Regions from separate parts of the Homo sapiens genome. Here region 2 is linked to region 1. A link is a loop called in an ENCODE intact Hi-C map of the cell type or tissue named here. Cell type or tissue: heart left ventricle. All regions are shown on one strand. Links, peaks and the distances in the headings refer to the core of each region. The heading gives the core; the rest is flanking DNA.

Region 1 (10,128 bases), core at 1,377-9,376:
TTCCTAAGGGAACAATGGTTACGGGTCTCAAAAAGTAAACTCCAGCTTGTAGAACCTGAGGTAAAACACATGGGGCACTTAATAAGCAAAGGTAAGCCGAAGATAGGGCCCGAACAAATGGAAGGGATCATATCCCTGCCACTGCCTGAGACAAAACAAGAACTTAGAAAATTCTTCAGGCTAGCTGGAAATTATTGCCTGTGGATTGACTCTTATGCCTTAAAAACAAAACCTCTATATCTAAAACTTACCCAAGAAGGGCCTGACCCCCTTCTTTGGACCCCACAAGAAGTCCAGCAAGTTGAGGAACTAAAACATCTACTTATAACTGCCCCTGTCTTAGCTCTGCCATCCTTAGAACAGCCATTTCACTTTTTTGTTAATATAAGCAATGGGGCAGCTATAGGAGTACTCACTCAAAAGCATGGGGCCATTGCCAGCCCACAGCCTTTCTGTCAAACATTCTTGACGTGGTAACCTGTGGGTGGCCCGAATGTATCCAATCTACAGCAGCAACTGTTTTATTGACAGAGGAAAGTAGAAAAATAACCTTTGGGGGAAGTCTCATCCTAAGCACACCCCATCAGGTTAAAACCATTCTTAGCCAAAAAGCAGGGAGATGGCTTACAGATTCAAGAATCCTAAAATATGAAGCTATCCTATTAGAAAAAGGTGATTTAACCCTAACCACTGACAATGTGCTCAACCCCGCCACCTTCCTTTTTTTTTTTTTTTTTGAGATGGAGTTTCACTCTTATTGCCCATGCTAGAGTGCAATGGCACAATCTCGGCTCACCGCAACCTTTGCCTCCTGGGTTCAAGCAATTCTCCTGCCTCAGCCTACCAAGTAGCTGGGATTACAGGCATGCCACCATGCCTGGCTAATTTTTTTGTATTTTTAGTAGAGATGGGGTTTCTCCATGTTGGTCAGGCTGGTCTTGAACTCCTGTCCTCAGGTGATCTGCCTGCCTTGGCCTCCCAAAGTGTTGGGATTACAGGCGTGAGCCACTGTGCCCGGCCTACCCCGCCACCTTCCTGACAGGAAATCCAAACGCTGGAGACCCCAAGCACAAATGTTTAGACTTAATCATCAAACTAAAGTAAGGCCTGATCTAAGTGAGACCCCTTTAAAAACAGGGCACCATCTCTTTGTAGACAGCTCCTCTCGGGTAATTGAAGAGAAAAAACATAATGGCTACTCAGTGGTTGATGGAGAAACTCTCACAGAAGTAGAATCAGGGAGACTTCCCAATAACTGGTCTAACCAAACATGTGAGTTGTTCGCACTAAATCAAGCCTTAAAATAGCTGCAGAATCAAGAAGGGACTATTTACACCAATTCCAAATATGCTTTTGGAGTGGCCCATACCTTTGGGAAGATTTGGACTGAACAAGGCCTTATTACTAGCAAGGGCCAAAACCTTGTCCACAAAGAGTTAATCATGCAAGTATTAGAAAACCTTCAGCTACCAGAGGACATAGCCATTGTTCATGTCCCAGGACACCATAAAGGTCTCTCTTTCAAGAGTTACTTCCCAAGAAGCACCCATTTTCCACTGAACCCCTTGTCTCCCTTCCCCATCTGCAACCCCCATCTTCTCCCAAGCAGACAAAGAAAAATTAAAGAAAATAGGGGCTAACAAAAACTCAGAAGAGAAACGGATACTGCCAGATAACAAAGAAATGTTGTCCAAACCCCTAATGACAGAAATCTTAACACAACTTCACCAAGGGACCCATTGGGGTCCCCAAGCCATGTGTGATGCAGTCCTTAGAACCTATGGGTGTACAGGGATTTATACCCTCACCAGGCAAGTCACAGACAGTTGTATGGTATGCAGAAAAACCAATAAACAAACTTTAAGAAAACTGCCCTTCGGCGGAAGAAATCCTGGGCTAAGGCCATTCCAAAGTGTCCAAATTGACTTATACCGAAATGCCCCAAATAGGCTGCCTCAAATGTTTGTCAGTTATAGTGGACCATCTCACTCACTGGGTGGAAGCCATTCACCTGCCAAGTGCAACTGCCAATAATGTAGTTAAAGTACTAATAGAAGATACCATACCCAGATTCAGATTAATAGAGAACATTGACTCAGACAATGGAACCCATTTTACTGCACAGGTCATTAAAGGATTAACCCAGACACTAGAGATAAAATGGGAATATCATACTCCCTGGCACCCACCCTCATCAGGAAAAGCAGAAAGAATGAATCAAAATAAATAAATCACCTAACTAAACTAATCTTGGAAACCCGACTGCCATGAACTAAGTACCTCCCTGTCGCCTTACTAAGAATTCGTATCGCCCCTTGAAAAGATATCGGCCTGTCCCCTTATGAAACGCTCTACAGATTGCCATGCTTAAATTCCACCACTGACATCCCTACATTTGAAACAAAACATCAATTTCTTAAAAACTATATACGTGGTCTATCTTCCACCCTTTTTTCCCTCAGGACCCAAGGCCTCTTAGCACAAATGCCGCCTCTAGAGTTTCCAGTACACCCACATCAGCCTGGGGATTATGTGCTCATCAAAAGCTGGAGGGAGGAAAACTCGAACCATCGTGGGAAGGACCCTATCTAATACTCCTAACAACTGAAACAGCAGCCCGAACGGCTGAACAGGGGTGGACTCATCACACTTGGGTAAAAAGGACCCCACCCCTTATGGAATCATGGACCATCACTCCAGGACCAACTCCCTCAAAATTAACATTCAAAAAGGTCTAATTTGTCTCTTCTTCCCCCTAATTGCCCAGGGGCATTTCATTTTTTTTTTTTTTTGAGATGGAGTCTCGCTCTGTTGCCCAGGCTGGAGTGCAGTGGCAAGATCTCCACTCACTGCAAGCTCTGCCTCCTGGGTTCACACCATTCTCCTGCCTCAGCCTCCCGAGTAGCTGGGACTACAGGTGCCTGCCACCATGCCCGGCTAATTTTTTGTATTTTTAGTAGAGACGGGGTTTCACAGTGTTAGCCAGGATGGTTGATCTCCTGACCTTGTGAACTGCCCGCCTCGGCCTCCCAAAGTCCTGGGATTACAGGCATGAGTCACCGTGCCCAGCCCGCATTTCATTGTTAATGTAACCAGGTCAGCCTCCCCTCAAGCTGTTGTGTTTGATGCTTGCCTAGTCATACCTTGCAGAGACCTACAAAGTCAAAGGCAACTAGCCTCTTCAGAAAAGTATCTTTGCCCTTGGTACTCACCCCACCCTCAATCTGATCCTTGCAAGATTCCCTATAATTGGCTACCTTGCCATTCCTGGTACGATATTCTCTGGACCACTCAGTCCCAAGGCTGGACTTCTTCAGCAGGCTGCACCTCCCTAAAACCTTATATCCATTTTACTAAACAAAATAACTCCTCTAACTGCCAACACCTCCGATGTAACCTGGTGCATATTTCTATTACTACTTCAACCTCCACTAACCATATTCCCACCCTAAGTCGCTTTTATGGTATGGGGCAGATGTTAGCGGGAAAGACCCCATAGGGTCCTTTGAGATTCGTTTTGTCGCCCCTCCAGCACCCCTTCCTTCCCGAAGATCTCCTCCAAATGAAACAACTATCTTGCCACTACCTAATGACAAAACTAAAGTGCACATAGTGGAAGTCAAAGACCTAAAACAAACCCTGGCCATCGAGACCGGACACCAAGAAATGAATGCCTGGCTGAAATGGATCAAATATTCAGTTTGCACTTTAAATAAAAGCGACTGTTATGCCTGTGCAATGGGCAGGCCAGAAATCCAAATAGTTCCCTTCCTGCTTGGATGGTCTAACCAACCGGGCATGGACTGTACAGTAGCTCTCTTCCAGCACCCCACAGCCTGGGGTAATAAGTCATGCACCAGTCTCTCACTGCTTTTCCCAAAAGTCAAAGACTTCCCTGTGGGTCAGCCCCCAAGGGCCATCTGGCTCCTGGCCTCTGATGCCAATTTTACCTCTTGTCTCTCATGACGGGGAAAACTTACATCTTTCAGGAATCTAACGGGATGCAGTGAATCCGAGCCTTTTCGAGAGCTCACCAATCAGACTGCCCTTGTCTATCCACAAGCAGATGTTTGGTGGTATTGTGGAGGACCTCTACTGGGTATGCTGCCAAATAATTGGAGCAGCACTTGCACTCTAATCCAACTGGCCATCTCTTTCACCCTGGCATTTCATCAGTCCGACAAAAAGTCACCCTCTTGGGAAGAAAGAGAAGCTCCTCAAGGGTCTTTTGACCCCCATGTCTATATAGAGGCAATTGGAGTACCACGAGTAGCCGCCAATGAATTTAAAGCTCGAAATCAAATAGCTGCCAGGTTTGAGTCAGTCTTATTTTGGTGGTCTACTATAAACAAAAACGTAGACTGGATAAACTATATATATTACAATCAACAAGGATTTGTTAATTATACCAGAGATACCATTTGGGGATAGCCGAGCAATTTGGTCCCACCAGCCAAATGGCCTGGGAAAACAGGATAGCTCTTGACATGACATTAGCAGAAAACGGCAGAGTTTGTGTAATCATCAGAGCCCAATGTTGTACTTTGATCCCAAATAACACAGCTCCCGATGGAACCACTACCAAGGCTCTACAAGGCCTCACCACCCTAGCAAATGAGCTGGCTGAAAATTCTGGAATAGATGACCCCTTCACAGGTTTAACCAAAAGATGGTTTGGTAAATGGAAAGGACTTATGGCCTCTATCCTCACTTCCCTTGCCATTGTTACAAGTGCACTCATCCTTGTAGGCTGTTGCATCACACCTTGTGTTTGTGGGTTAGTTCAAAGACTCATAGAAATGGCTTGCACTAAAACCTTCTCTGTCTCTCCCCCTCCATATTCAGACCAACTTTTACTCCTAGACAATCAAGAAGAGCAACAAAGCCAAATCTTACTAAAATAATTTGAAGAGGAAGAATTATAACAACAAAAAGGGGGAAATTGTCAGAATAAAAGAAAGGTTCCTCTTCAAAGATCCAACTTTCTTGTCATAGGCTGTAAACCGCCTTGCTCCAAACCTTAACCTGTAACCTTTACCCTCTGCCTTATTTGAGAAAGATTCAAGCGCATAGCCAATTGGAGTCAGCCTAGACTGTGCGGTCCAACCCCAGCCAATGGGGGAAAGACAAAGAAGCAGGAACTGCGTTAGGGTTAGAAACCTGTTCTCCTTTGTTAGGTGTGCTTTTGCGACTGCTATAGGCGCGGGCAGCACCCTTCTGCAGAAGTAAACTTTGCCTTGCTGAGAAACTTTTCTTCTGAGTGCTCCTCTTCCTCTGCGGCACTCAGAAATAAGAGAACTTATTTCTAACAGGAGGAAGAAGACATGATAATTTTGCACACGCAGGTTCTGAGTTTTGGCTGGTGCGCTGAGTGCTTACCATACCGCAAATACTGTGTGATCTGGGCTGAAGAACAGAAAACCCAACTAACAGTGACTTAGGCAAAAAGAAATTTTATTCTTTCACAGAAGTCTGAGGCAGGCAGGTCCAGAGTTCATGCAGGAGCTCAATAACATCAGAGATTGGGCTCTTTTTGTTCTTCTTAGCATATCGATGTTTTACGTGATGCTGGGCACCTCGGGGACCTAAGATGGCTGTTGTAGCTCCATGCATCATGATTAAACCAGAGACAGGAAGTGTACGATGGAAGAGGCCAGAGGTGATGGCCTCCTCCTCTCCTTTTGTCTTATTCCTGGAGTGACTCCCTCCTCTTATCAGCAGGGATACAAGCAGTGCCTGGCAGCCTTCCCTCTCTCCTGTATGAGCCAAAAGCAAGACTCATGGCACCCCTCCCTGCAGGAAAGGGGTGGAATGGAGCCCCTGGCAAAGGGGGCTGGACTTGCAGTGACAGTGCTGCTCTGAACAGGACTAGGCTTCTGTTGGAGAGGTGGTCAGCGGCTGCTAGGCAGGTCACAAGCTGCCTCACCCATGGCTCTCCAGCTCTGCACCTACCCTCTCCTTCTAATAAATCTGTTTCAATAACCACCACGAGGTTTAAAGAGGAGCAGTAACTTGCCCACGGTTGCGCCAGGCACCCCTAGAAGAGCAAGAATTCCTTACAAAGTTATTAAAACAGGCAAATCCCATATAGGTGACATTTCTATCCAACAATGCTGACATCTCTTTTAGTTTTGAGCCTTAGTAATCCAATTTTCTGCCTCAGGAAGAGGCAGCAGCTTCTGGGAAAAATCTGCTCCTGCTAAGGTGGCTCATTCATTGTTTTACCTGAATAGAGTGGTGGATGGTGAAGGTTCAAATTCTCACTTTCCATATTAAATTTTATAACATAAAAAATAATTAAATGGGGTGCGCGCGGTGGCTCACGCCTATAATCCCAGCACCTGGGAGGCTGAGGAGGGCAGATCACGAGGTCAGGAGATCGAGACCATCTTGGCTAACACGGTGAAACTGCGCCTCTATAAAAATACAAAAAATTAGCTGGGCATGGTGGCGGGCGCCTGTAGTCCCAGCTACTCAGGAGGCTGAAGCAGGAAAATGGCATGAACCCAGGAGGTGGAGCTTGCAGTGAGCCGAGATCGCGCCACTGCACTCCAGCCTGGGTGACAAGAGTGACTCGGTCTCAAAAAAAAAAAAAAAAATTAAATGAGCCAACCAGGACAATGTTTAAAAGCCAGAGCCAAAAAGGCTCCAAAATAAAACAAACTTGTCTGCTCAATTAATTATTTGAAGAGAACCTACAGTAATACAGACTGGAGATGGGAAAGCACGAGGGATGTATGAGTCGAGGAACCGGCAAAGGGGTGTGGGGGTGTGTGTGTGTGTGTGTGTGCACACACATGCACCCAGCTAGGGTAGAAAATAAGTACTTTTGCTTCTATGGGAAGTGACTTTCCAGTTCACTTGTGTATCAAATGAACATGATGAAATCAAGTTGTACTAGCCAATGTTTGGGAGGGTTCTGTATTAAAGGGATAAAGAAAAACATTAGAAAGAGAAGTTACAAAAATCACTGTGGGGAAAATGAACACCAATGACTTGGCTGCTCTGAGGCTTGCAGGGAGTAGACAGTTAGGCATCCCAGGTCATCAGAGAACCAGTGGGGTCTTTTCCTCAGGGGCCGGGTTTTCTACACGCAAGTCAAACCTCTTCTCCTCTGGGACACATGTTTCCAAAGGACTCCAGAAACACAGCACAGCTGGATTCAGGTACTGTGTCAAGATGTGCCTTCTTCTTCATCTTTGACAGCAATTAATGTACTAAATGTCTTGATAGAGAAGGTCATATTTGGGAATATTCTTGGGATCAATAGGACTTTGGACAATAAGCTTCCCCCTCATTGCTCCTCGATAGATTACTTCAATCAAATCTATGAAGTCTTGTTTGGTTTTGAAGCTTCCCACAAACTTAGTGTGATCTGGAGATCTAGACAGCATAGAAGAGAAACAACTGCTCTAAGAACTTTGAGTAATCACTTGTTGAAGACTTTCAGGATAAACAAAATGAAAAACAGCTTTGTTATTTTCTTCTTGTCAATGAGACTTCAGAAATAAAGCCCAACATTAATTTTTCAATCATTTTTTTCCATTTAGTAAATGACTCAACCCAGTGCTGTGGGCCACTAGCATGAAAGCTCTGTCATGTGCAAAGCTTTAGCTTCAAAAGCTATTGTAATCACAAAATCTATTTTTATCACTTCTCAAATCATCAAGCAGATTTCACCAAGTGTTGGAGTGCACATTGTTTCTTCGTTTGCTGTTGTTGCTTTTGCCTGGGCATTGTGCAAAGCCCATTCAATATTCATGGCCTTTTGAGTGGTAGGTATTAAAAAATTGATTTTTTAGAAAAGTATCTCAAACACCAGGTATGTTACTGTAAAAATTTTAAAGAAATAAATAAAATCACGGATGAGGCCAGAGGTCACTTTTCAGTGTCTATCCTTCCAATCTTGTGTGTGTGTGTGTGTGTGTGTGTGTGTGTGTGTGTGTGTGTATGTGCAGATACAAACTTCTTTTTTCCCAACATTGGGAATTATGTCATACAAATTATTCAGTAATATGCTTTTTTCTAGCTGACATATATTTCTTTCATTTGTTAAATGTGCATCTGCAACATCATATTAAAGTCCTGGAAGTGTAATTACTGGGTTAAAAAGTTTAAAAACTTTAAACTATTTGATACATAATGTTGAACTGGCCCCCATAAAAGGTTGTACCAAATTAATACTTACATCAAATGTGTTCCAGTAGAATAAACAGCTTTAAAATACTTTTGTGTTTTTTTTTTGTTGTTGTTGTTGTTGTTTTGCGATGGAGCCTTGCTCTGTCACCAGACTGGAGTGTAGTGGTGCGTTCTCTGCTCACTGCAACCTCCACCTCCTGGGCTCAAGCGAATCTCCTGCCTCAGCCTCCTGAGTAGTTGGGATTACAGGCACCCACCATCATGCCTGGCTAATCTTTTTTTTGAGACGGCAGCTCTGTTGCCCAGGATGGAGTGCAGTGGCGCGCTCTCGGCTCACTGCAAGCTCCGCCTCCTGGGTTCATGCCATTTTTCTGCCTCAGCCTCCAGAGTAGCCGGGACTACATGCGCCCGCCACCACGCCCAGCTAATTTTTTGTATTTTTAGTAGAGACAGGGTTTCACTGTGTTAGCCAGGATGGTCTCGATCTGCTGACCTCATAATCTGCCTGCCTCGGCTTCCCAAAGTGCTGGGATTACACGCGTGAGCCACTGCGCCTGGCCATGCCTGGCTAATTTTTGTATTTTTAGTAGAGATGGGGTTTCACTATGTTGGCCATGCTGGTTTTGAACTCCTGACCTCAAATGATCCGCCTGCCTTGGCCTCCCAAAGTGCTGGGATTACAGGCGTGAGCCACTATGCCCAGCCTAAAACACTTTAAAACAGATAATATTTCACATACTTTCAAATAAAGACAAAAAGGGTACACAGATCTAGATAAGTGGACACATCAACCACAGTAAGAAATGATCAGAATCATGGATGCACCCAATCATCAATATTAAGTATTGAGATGGTAATTGGATGGAGTGGAAGGCACTAAAGAGGACATCATGTTACTTATTCTTGACAGGCTTTGTTGAAGAATGATTTAAAATTCAATGGCGAAAAGCAGGAAACTTTGCAAGAGAGAAGCACATCTTAGTTTGCTAGAAGGAATGTTTCTTTCATAAATGCCACTTACCAGTCCAAAAGCTTAAGAAAAACTACATGTTTTGTTTCAAATGAAATTCCTGGGAAAATTTTAAGAGTTCTTTATTTAGCTAATATGGCTATTTTATATTTTATAGACTTATGGATGGTAGTGCTTTGCCACCTGTACTATTTCTTCATACTTAAGTCGGAAATTAAAATTTGACAAACCATGTGTATGCACTATTAAAAAAATAAATAAAATTTGACAATCATACCAGAAGCACTCTCATTTTGTAGCAAGGTTTTGCATAAAAAATTAGAGAGTGCGTCAATTGGGGAAACAGTACTGATATAAGACTCACAGAGCCAACATCACATGGAAATAGGCAAGCTACTGAAAATGCTTACCAAGGAAACTTACAAGGTTGCAATTAACTTCAGATCAACTGCACTTACCCATAATCCACTTTCATATGCTGCCCATTGAAGAAAAAGACAGTAGATGGAATATAACTGATGTCAAAATACTGTGTATAAACTGCAGTTTGGTCCACATCTACCAGGTATATAGCAGCCATTTTACTTAAGTCAGAAGAGGTCTTAGAAAGCTGCAAATGACGAGAGAGACAAAGGTTACAATATGAGAGGCAGCTTAATGTTTCTTCTGTGAAACTTGTTACTACAACAGAGTGTTTTGTTTGAAAAAACTCCTGGGCCAACAATGCAGCCCATGTGGCTCCCACATTAGACAAAGCATAACCCCATCCTCCAGAGTCTCATTCACTGCAACGGGGTTAGGAGGGAATCTTGGGGAAAACTGTATGAGGTTAGGAAGGGACCTTGGGGAAAACTGTGTGAGGTTAGAAGGGGACCTTGGGGAAAACTGTGTGAGTTTAGGAGGGTGACAGCATGGGAGTATTCCTGTCTATTCATTGTGGAGAGAGACCTAACCCAGAACTAAGACCTCTACCCGCCATTTCTACTGCTGCCATCCCGTGTTAAGAGCTGAGCATACAA
Region 2 (9,878 bases), core at 1-8,000, 64 kb before region 1:
CCCAGGCAGAAGGTGGCAAGTGAGTGTGCAATTCTCAGAGAGTGGCTGGGTAAGGAGTGGGGATCCAGCAGGTCTGGGGCAGCTGCTGCTGAGTCTGGGCTGTTTCCAGTGCTAGCTGGCTGAGCATTTGCAAATTTTAATCTTTCCCTGGGTATTGGATGGTGTTCTGGCAAGTTCTCTAGGAGTCCCAGTGGTGTTTAGACCCTGGAAGTGTAAGAACTGACTGTGATTTTTTTTTTTCTCTTGTTTGAAAAAGTCCTAAGTGTATGGGAAGTGGCTATGGTGCCGTCTCACTCTGCCCCTCCCGTGTGCTTGTGCTCTGCAGGTATGGATTTAACAGTCACGGGCTTTCAGTGGTGGAACACAGGTTACGGGCCAGACAGCAGAAGCAGGCCAAGCTCACAGAAGGTAAAGTGGGGTTGTGTCAGTGGGCCTTTCTTATTTATTAGGAGGAAACGTGGGAGAAATGCTGGGAACATTTCTAGTGAAATAAACATGATTGAGCAATAGCAAAAACCACTGAGGACCTCAGGACACCTCTCCTAGAGCGATTTTCCTGGTCCCACACAGCTTCCAAGAGTTTAACTGGATTTTGCAATTTAGCAAATACTCACTTTGCCTCTGCCTTGTTATGTAACCTGTTACCGTAACTAGGGAGGCCTGAAAGCAAGCGAAGCAAAGCGGCTGGGCAATGATCACACAGGCAATGAGGGCAGGAGCAGGACTTGAATGTCATCCTCCCGTGGCCCACTCTGTCCTCCCTTTTTTGTCATCCATTGTGTAAATAATGTTCATTAATTATAGAAGACTTAGTAAATACAGAGAAGCGTAAAGAAAGAATGTTCAAGAAACAGATACTCCTCCCTACTCAAGGCTAACTAATATTAGCATTTGGGAAAATATTCTTCATGAGTTGTTTTGGAAACTCATTTTTGGTTCGGGACAGTTCACACCTGTAATCTCAATACTTTGGGTGCCCAAGTTGGGAGGATCACTTGAACTCAGGAGTTTAAGACCAGCCTGGGCAACATGGTGAGATCCCATTTCTCTAAAAAAACCAAAAACAACATGCTTTTTTTTTTTTTTTTTTGAGACGGAGTCTCGCTCTGTCGCCCCAGGCTAGAGTGCAGTGGCGGGATCTCGGCTCACTGCAAGCTCTGCTTCCCGCGTTCTCACTATTCTCCTGCCTCAGCCTCCCGAGTAGCTGGGACTTCAGGCACCCGCCGCCACACCCAGCTAATTTCTTTTTGTATTTTTAGTAGAGACGGGGTTTCACTGTGTTAGCCAGGATGGTCTCGATTTCCTGACCTGGTGATCCGCCTGCCTCGGCCTCCCAAAGTGCTGGGATTACAGGCGTGAGCCACCGCGCCTGGCCACAACATGCATTTTTGAAGACGCCTCCGGCGATGCGGGTGTTCTCTGTGGCCTCTGCCTCACTTGCTCTCAGGATGCACTTAGTGGTCGCAGCCCTCTGTTGTCCTGACCCTAATGCCCCTGGGACCCTCTGGGATTGTGTGGGGTTGTGGCTCAGTAGCGACCATTTTCTTCTTTGGGTCCCTCTGAAACTCCTTCCAGGATGTCTTAGTCTCAGATAGTCCTGGTAGCAGGATGAAGAAACCAATGGATATGGGATTCATTTCAGGAAGTGAGGTGGAAAGGGCTGAGGCACTCAGCAGTGTCAGATTTGGGGAATAGGAAATTATCTTTTGGAAACCCCTGGGTTGGGTGGAACCAGACCCCGCTGTACTGCAGAGCCGCCCACCTGGGGAGCTTTGGAGGTCATCACAGGACTTGCATGGTTTGTGATGCTTGCCCGCCTTCGTGCTTGCTTTTTCTTCTCCTCGGTGTCTGCAGTGCAGTGTCCTGGCTTTATCTCCTGTTCTTCCTCACCCAGCCCTCCCTCCCTGTGGCCCTCCTGGTCTACGGAGTGAAGCGGAGCCTGCAGCAGTGCTCTGCACGGATGTGTCTGCCAGCAGCTTAGGGGCCTTCATGGCAGCTTGTTGTTAGCACCATGCCAAGGAACACGCGTTGACAAAAGCTTTGGTGCCCTCTGGGGACAGAGTAATCCAGCAATTTCTGTCTAACTCCCAAATCTTGTCAGTTTGGGCAGATGACTCCTAATCCGTTAGCTACATGAAAGTGATATTCTCCTTCAAGTCAGTTTACTTGTGAGGAAAAGAATTCAAGCTTACAGATGATCTTGGCTTGATGGGTGCTAGACTGGGAAGCTTGGAGACCTTATGATAAACCTTTTGTCTAATTGGATTCTTTGTTTCTTTTGAGACAGAGTCTCCCGCTATTGCCCAGGCAACAGTGGTGCAATCTCAGCTCACAGTAGCCTCCACCTCCCAGGTTCAAGCGATTCTCCTTTCTCAGCCTCCCAAGTAGCTGAGATTATAGGCGCCCACCACCATGCCTGACTAATTTTTATATTTTTAGTAGAGACAGGGTTTCACCGTGTTGGCCAGGCTGGTCTTGAACTCCTGACCTCAATTGATCCACCCACCTCAGCCTCCCAAAGTGCTGGGATTACAGGCGTGAGCTGCTGCGCCCGGCTTCTAATTGGGTTCTGATCCCCTCCTCCAGTCCCCACCCTGGAAAGTAGCTACACTCATCTCATTTGCTGATGATGCGAGAGTGTGATTGGGGTTGGGAAGGTGGTGAGCAGTACAATAGATGTTGTTTGATCCTCTCTGGCCTGACAACACATTTTGTGAGCTACTTGGTGTTCTAATTCTTCCCCCAACTCTCAGATCAAAAGTACAGCCTGTACCATTGATGTACCACTCCCCGTGCAGATAAGATAGTAAACTTAGAAGAAGTCAAGTAGAGACAACCCGTTTCTTTTACACATAGTGTGTTTCTGAAAATGTATTTTTTCTGGAGGTCCAAAATGCAAGTCCATTGATAGTCCTGTGGATTTTTAAGTAAGCTGACCTAATTGCTTACATGTAAACTGAGACCCTCTTGAGAGTAAAAAGGGGCAGGTGTTAACAATGATGCCCAGGCTAGGGGAGTAATCAGGTTGTCCAGGGAGCACCTAAGATACAGGGTACCCTCAGTTATTATATGAGGGAGAGTCCCTTTCCTCAGAGAACTAAAATTATAAGTTAGAAAACAATTACACCTCTACATTTTAGGCATGATAATTGAAAACATTTGGCCGGGCATGGTGGCTCACGCCTGTAATCCTAACACTCTGGAAGGCCAAGGCAAGCGGATCATTTGAGGTCAGGGGTTTGAGACCAGCCTGGCCAACATGGTGAAACCCCTTCTCTACTAAAAATACAAAAATTAGGCCGGTTGCAGTGGCTCACGCCTGTAATCCCAGCACTTTGGGAGGCTGAGGTGGGCAGATCATGAGGTCTGGAGATGGAGACCATCCTGGCCAACATGGTGAAACCCCATCTCTACTAAAAATACAAAAATTAGCTGGGCGTGGTGGCACATGCGTGTAATCCCAGCTACTCAGGAGGCTGAGACAGGAGAATTGCTTGAATTCAGGGGACGGAGGTTGCAGTGAGCCAAGATTGTGCCACCACATTCCAGCCTGGGCAACAGTGAGACTCCATCTCAAAAAAAAAAACAAAAAACATTTTCCAGTATATATATATGTGTATATGTATATGTGTATATATATATATATATATATATATGTGTATATATATATATATTTTTTTTTTTTTTCTTTTTTTTGAGACAGAGTCTTGCTCTGCTCCTTAGGCTGGAGTGCAGTGGCGCGATCACGGTTCATTGGAGCCTCAATCCTACTTCAGCCTCCCGAGCAGCTAGGACTACAGGTGTGCACCACTGCTCCCGGCTGAGTTTTCAATTATAGAGATAGGGTTTCACCATGTTGCCCAGACTGGTCTTGAATTCCTGGGCTCAAGCAATCCTCTGCCCTTGACCACCCAAAGTGCTGGGATTATAGGCGTGAGCCACCGCACCTGGCCTGTTTTTCAGTATTTTATACATGTTCTTTCATTTTGTTTTTTCTTCGCAACTGTACATCCAGTCAACCGAGCCAAGGCCAACAAGCATTCCTTGAGGTGAGAGTTGCGGGCCTGATGTGCCTACTGAGTTCTCTCTGTTCTCAGTTTTATTCAATTTATGAGGCCCATCTTTTGCCCCACAAGTATTTGCAGTAATTTGTCCATTTTCCATGAAAATTTTAAAAATAAAAAGGGCAAAATGCAGCAAAACATCCTCGTAGCTGCCCAGACTTTGCTAGACAAAGCCAGTGAGTGGTTTTGGTCAGCAGGCGGGCCCAGGCCGCAGTTGAGCACCTGTCAGCCGGTGTCGGGCAGGTCAGGTTTGGAGGGAAGGCCTGCGCGGCTGTCCACAGGTGGTTTGGTCAAGGGCAGCCTCAGAAGGTGGCACAGGAAAGGGTGTGCGGGGTGCAGGCCTGACCAGCGATGTTTGCAGATGGACTGCCTCTGGGGGTCAACTTGGGGAAGAACAAGACCTCAGTGGACGCCGCGGAGGACTACGCAGAAGGGGTGCGCGTACTGGGCCCCCTGGCCGACTACCTGGTGGTGAATGTGTCCAGCCCCAACACTGCCGGGCTGCGGAGCCTTCAGGGAAAGGCCGAGCTGCGCCGCCTGCTGACCAAGGTGGGCAGCTGCACCCCTCTCCAGGCCCTGTCCCACCAGCCTGTCCCACCTGCTCCCCTTCATTCTCCAGGGCGAACCTTCAGCATCACCCTCAGAAGCTGTCCTTAGCACCTAGACCAGTAGGACCCCTGGCTATACCTTCCCAGAGTCCCCTCTGATCCCCTCTCATGACACTGATTATATGCGACGGTGACAAATTATCTGTCCCTGCTGCTATAAATCACGGGGTCTGTAAGAGCAGACACCACGTCTCTCTCATTTGTCACTCTGACCCTAGCGCCCAGAGCTCTGAGTGAACTGAAGGACTTCATCACCCAGTACATGTGGTAATATTTCCTGGTTATCTTTTAGGAATAAAAGTCTAAAAAACGTTGGACACCGTGGCTCATGCCTGTAATACCAGCACTATGGGAGGCCAAGGCAGGTGGATCACTTATAACCCAGGAATTTGAGACCAGCCTGGGCAAAAGAGCAAGACCCTGTCTCTACAAAAATTTAAAAATTAGCCAGGCACAGTGGCTCAAGCCTATAGCCCCAGCTACTTGGAGGCCGAGGCAGGCAGATCACTTGAGCTCAGGAGCTGACCAGCCTGGGCAACTTGGCAAAACCCCATCTTACAAGAAATACAGAAATTAGCTGGGCATGGTGGTGCACACCTGTAGTCCCTGATACTCTGGAGGCTGAAGTGGAAGGATCGCCTGAGCCCAGGGAGGTGCAGGCTACAGTGAGCCGTGATCATGCTACTACACTCCAGTGTGGGTGACAGAGTGCGACCTTGTCTCAAAAAAAAAAAAAAAAAAAGAAAAGAAAAGTCTAAAACACCCTTGAGCTATTAGCCAATGTCCACGGGATCCCTTGGCCTAAAAGAATGGAATCGGATCCATCTCGACTGTACTCCTCACGTCTGAGGGCTGGCTTTCCTGAAAAGAAATTGTTTCTGCTTTAGTTTGATCGCTATTGTGGAAACCCACTGACCTGCAGCGTAGGTCACAGCTGCACTGCAGGGCTGTGGTCTGCGGGGTCCCCAGCTCTGGCCGTGTGTCGCCCTAGGTGCTGCAGGAGAGGGATGGCTTGCGGAGAGTGCACAGGCCGGCAGTCCTGGTGAAGATCGCTCCTGACCTCACCAGCCAGGATAAGGAGGACATTGCCAGTGTGGTCAAAGAGGTTTGAGTCGGGGCCTGGGCCCAGGGTGTGCCTCCCATGGTCTGCAGAGGCCGTTTGGCCAGCTGGGCTAGCCCAGAATGGCGTTCTTTGTGATTTCCTCTCCTTGGTATTCAAGGCTGGTTTGGTGTGTGTCATGGTGTAACTCACCCTGTGGTCAAAAGCGAATGTTGGAATAAGTGCTTGAAGGAGTTTTTCTAATGCCTCTTCCTCTCTTTTGTCAACTGCATCCAGCAAGTTTAAGGCTTGAGCTTGGCTCCTTGGCCAGTCTTGACTGGGACTGAAAATTCTTTCTCTCACTCCTCTCTCCAGCCTGTCTGGACAGCGGGTCTCTGTGGCATAGGAGAGTAGTGGAAACAGACTGAGCCCGGCCATCGTGGGTTCAAATCCTGGTTCCACCACTTACTACCTGGGGGCCTCAGACAAGACACTGTAATTGGGTTGTTGTAAGGACTGGACCCTGTCCTAGGGGAATGTTGTGGGTGGTCAGCGTGTGATGGCTGCTGTCGTCATGTTATGGCTCATTCTAAAACTTGTTGAGGAAAAGATGAGTAGTGAGGTCTGGTGTAGCTCTTGCTTTGGGGGCTGTAGGTGTGGGTACCTGGCCCGGCTGCTGCCTTCGACCTCCAGAGAAGCGCCTCTGGGTCCTTCGGTGCTATGACTCATGGCTTTTTCTCTATCTCGCACTGCAGTTGGGCATCGATGGGCTGATTGTTACGAACACCACCGTGAGTCGCCCTGCGGGCCTCCAGGGTGCCCTGCGCTCTGAAACAGGAGGGCTGAGTGGGAAGCCCCTCCGGGATTTATCAACTCAAACCATTCGGGAGATGTATGCACTCACCCAAGGCAAGGTTTCCCGTGTTTGTGTCTTCAGATCTGCGTGTGGCTTGGGCTCCTGGGTCGTGATGGGAATCATCATTCCCTAATCTGTCTTGATTGTGGGGGACTCTGGGGCTGAAGCCACATCCTTCTTTATGGTGTCGCCATGTGCTTCTCTGTAGGCCGAGTTCCCATAATTGGGGTTGGTGGTGTGAGCAGCGGGCAGGACGCGCTGGAGAAGATCCGGGCAGGGGCCTCCCTGGTGCAGCTGTACACGGCCCTCACCTTCTGGGGGCCACCCGTTGTGGGCAAAGTCAAGCGGGAACTGGAGGCCCTTCTGAAGTGAGTGAGGTCATGTGTGGCTTGAAACAGAAGTTAGGCAGAGGTTCATTTAGATCACTCAAGTCAACGAGATACTGTTGATCTGTTTCTTATTCATTCAAAAAGGAGTTGAGGGGTACACTCTGAAGGGGAGAGAAATTCTGGGTTACTCTTTTGATGAAGGACAAACAATGCCAAGGAGAACTGAGGATTAACCTCCAAGGCAATGGTGTTTCTAAGGTGGAGTTGTCCATTTGCTCAAGGGAGGGGAGCCTGAGGAATCCCATCAGCATTCCCATTAATTAAGCAACACTGGTTCAATGTTGGGAGCTGTCAATACTTAAAAGCAATTTCCTTCCTGCTCTGTTCCTACCTGGGTAGAAATATCCCTAGGTCTCTGGGTGAAGAGTGTAGAGGAAACCAGATGTGCCTGGGCCGGGATGATGCGTTTCTGGGTGAACGTGGGCTTCCTGTAAGAGCAGGGCCTGTTCTCCACTGTTTGCTGAAATTGCTTTGTTTGCTCTTTTTCCAGAGAGCAGGGCTTTGGCGGAGTCACAGATGCCATTGGAGCAGATCATCGGAGGTGAGGACAGCGTCTGACGGGAAGCCTGATCTGGAACCTTCCCAAGGACTCAGGCAAGCCTTTGTGGCTGGATCATGAGAGGAGGGACTCCATCTTGAGCCATGTCCCCCAGCCATGGCATGGCTGCACTGTAAACGCCAATCGGGGGGTCACCAGGATCAACCGCAGGCTTTCTTCAGTCCCTTGGTCAGACCATAAACTGCATTTTTGATTCTTTGTGGATTCAAACCCTAGGATCCATCAGTCTTGCAAGGACATTGAATATTAGGAGGAAAAAGTCATGGAAAAAATAAAGCCATTTAGAACCTGGGTTTCAACGCTAGCCCTTTCTGGTTTGCCATAGGCCCTGCCAAGATACTGCAGGTCCATCCAGGCCTCTGCTATCTGCATCTGCAGTGGGCTTCCCAGGAACTTGACTGTCTTTCATTTGATCTTTATTTTTGTTTATTTAATATTTTAAACTTTATTTTAAAAATATTTCAAACATAAGGGCGGGGTGTGGTGGCTCATGCCTGTAATCCCAGCACTTTGGGAGGCCGAGGCGGGCGGATCACCTGAGGCCAGGAGTTGGAGACCAGCCAGGCCACCATGGTGAAACCCTGTCTCTACCAAAAATACAAAAAATTAGCCAGATATTGTGGCAGGCACTTTTAATCCCAGCTACTCGGGAGGCTGAGGCAGGAGAATTGCTTGAACCTGGGAGGCGGAGGTTGCAGTGAGCCAAGATTGCACCAGTGCACTCCAGCTTGGGCGACAGATCAAGACTCTGTCACACACAAAACAAACAAACAAATTTTCCCGTTTCTCTCTGTCCCTTTCTCTATAACATGGATAAAATATTCACGTCTTATGTATTTATTATTGCTGAGTCATTGGTGCCTTATTCTTCAGTGTTTCAGTCTGTATCTCCTAAGCATCCTGATGTTAGTTTTTTGACTATAAAATTGACCTGCATTCTTTACTAGCAATTCAAACGGTACAGCACTCTTGAAGTGTAAACATTCCTGTTCCTCCTCACCCCACTCTGCAGACATGCCTTTCTGTCTGTCCTCCCAGACTTTTCCCCTGCATAAAGATGTTCATTTTGTACATACACTCAGACATACATGTGGCTGTATTTTTTGTATACCGATTTCTGGATGGAATGCACACTGTTATCTGTTTAGTTACTTTATGTTTTCATACAAATGACATCATCCCACAAATAGAATTCTGCCATTTACTTTCTTCACTATTCTTATGTGGCATGGTTCATGCTGGGCCTCGGTCTTTTGAGTGGGGTCTGTTTACCCAGTCCCCTGTTGGTGATCACATCGCTAACTTCCGGCGTTTTCCTATCACCATCGGTGCCTCCGTGAACACCTTGTGAATGTGCCTGTGCCTTCGTTCTGGTGTCGGTGCAGAGCAGGGTCCAAGGGGCGTGACAGCTGGGCTGAGGGGCTGGCATGTTTCACATTCTGATAGATAGAGCCAAGTTGCTCCTATCAGGTTTTCAAGCTGCCCATTTCCCACCGTGGAGACAGCAACAGAGGGGACATCCCCAGCTCCTCTGGCTCTGCCTGTTCAAAGCTACCCTGTGAGGCCTGAAGACAGAGCTGCCCTGAAGGCAGCTCATGTCCACTGAACACTGACTGTGGGCTGGATGCTGTGCCAAGGGCTTGACGTTTCCTCTTTAAGGATGAGGAAACGGGCAGAGAAGCGGCTGATTGTCCAGTCCCCCTGCGTGGAGGCTGCTTGGCTGGGCTCGAGCCCAGCGGTGTGGTCATAGAGCATGTTGTGCTGAATGGCTCTGCCATGGACCAAGCCTTGGCTGCTCTAAAAGCCGGCTCATTGCCTTCTGCTTCTCCGGATTCGTTCCTTACTCCAGGAAGAGCAGTGCACTGAAGGAGAAATGGGAATGGGCAAAAGGAACCACATGCTGGCCAGACCCCTGCGGGGTCACTTTCCTCAGCCTGGGCTCCGACATGCCACGTCAGGTGCCAGCGCACATACTCTGGACACCCTCCTCATTCTCTCTGGGCTTTGATGCTCTCTGTGAGTCATCTGCCCTCCCTTTCCCATGCTACAGGCATCTACCTTGCTCTGTCCCACCTAATAGCTTCAGGACTGAACAATTCAGGAAAGGGAAGGGAAGGGGTGGAGGAGAAGAGGGAAGAGTCGGCCCTTGGAAGGTTCTCCACGGAAGACTGCCTTTTTTTTTTTTGAGATGGAGTCTCGCTGTGTCGCCCAGCCTGGAGTGCAGTGGCATGATCTCAGCTCACTGCAAACTCCGCCTCCTGGGTTCAGGGGATTCTTCAGCCTCAGCCTCCAGAGTAGCTGGGACTACAGGTGCATGCCACTGTGCCCTGCTAATTTTTGTATTTTTAGTAGAGACGGGGTTT

Evidence for each region. A loop is a pair of places that touch in the nucleus more often than their neighbours do. Peaks named below come from ENCODE experiments on the same cell type or tissue, not always from the same donor. Only the 100,000 strongest peaks of a DNase experiment are listed, where the experiment ranks them.
Region 2: a loop joins it to region 1, with 2.7 times the contacts of the local background. A loop is called at or near these places in 16 of 110 quality-filtered maps.

Annotation. Positions count from the first base shown.
Region 1 is chr16:72,079,420-72,089,547 of GRCh38, forward strand. It overlaps TXNL4B (thioredoxin like 4B), which reads right to left. Exons shown (of 4, transcript NM_017853.3): 3 at 9,568-9,719; 4 at 5,438-7,383. The coding sequence ends at 7,218. Among named protein-coding and RNA genes, the nearest start is that of TXNL4B, 9.1 kb to the right of the region's middle. In heart left ventricle, for the core only: no CTCF peak of the experiment used is centred there; a DNase peak (open chromatin) is centred at 5,762; H3K27ac peaks cover 539 bases.
Region 2 is chr16:72,016,699-72,026,576 of GRCh38, forward strand. DHODH (dihydroorotate dehydrogenase (quinone)) reads left to right here. Exons shown (of 9, transcript NM_001361.5): 4 at 326-408; 5 at 4,426-4,613; 6 at 5,664-5,777; 7 at 6,467-6,620; 8 at 6,776-6,935; 9 at 7,447-9,878. The coding sequence ends at 7,501. Among named protein-coding and RNA genes, the nearest start is that of DHODH, 13 kb to the left of the region's middle. RefSeq lists an enhancer at 6,710-7,909. In heart left ventricle, for the core only: a CTCF peak has its summit at 4,600 (motif pointing left); a DNase peak (open chromatin) is centred at 4,493.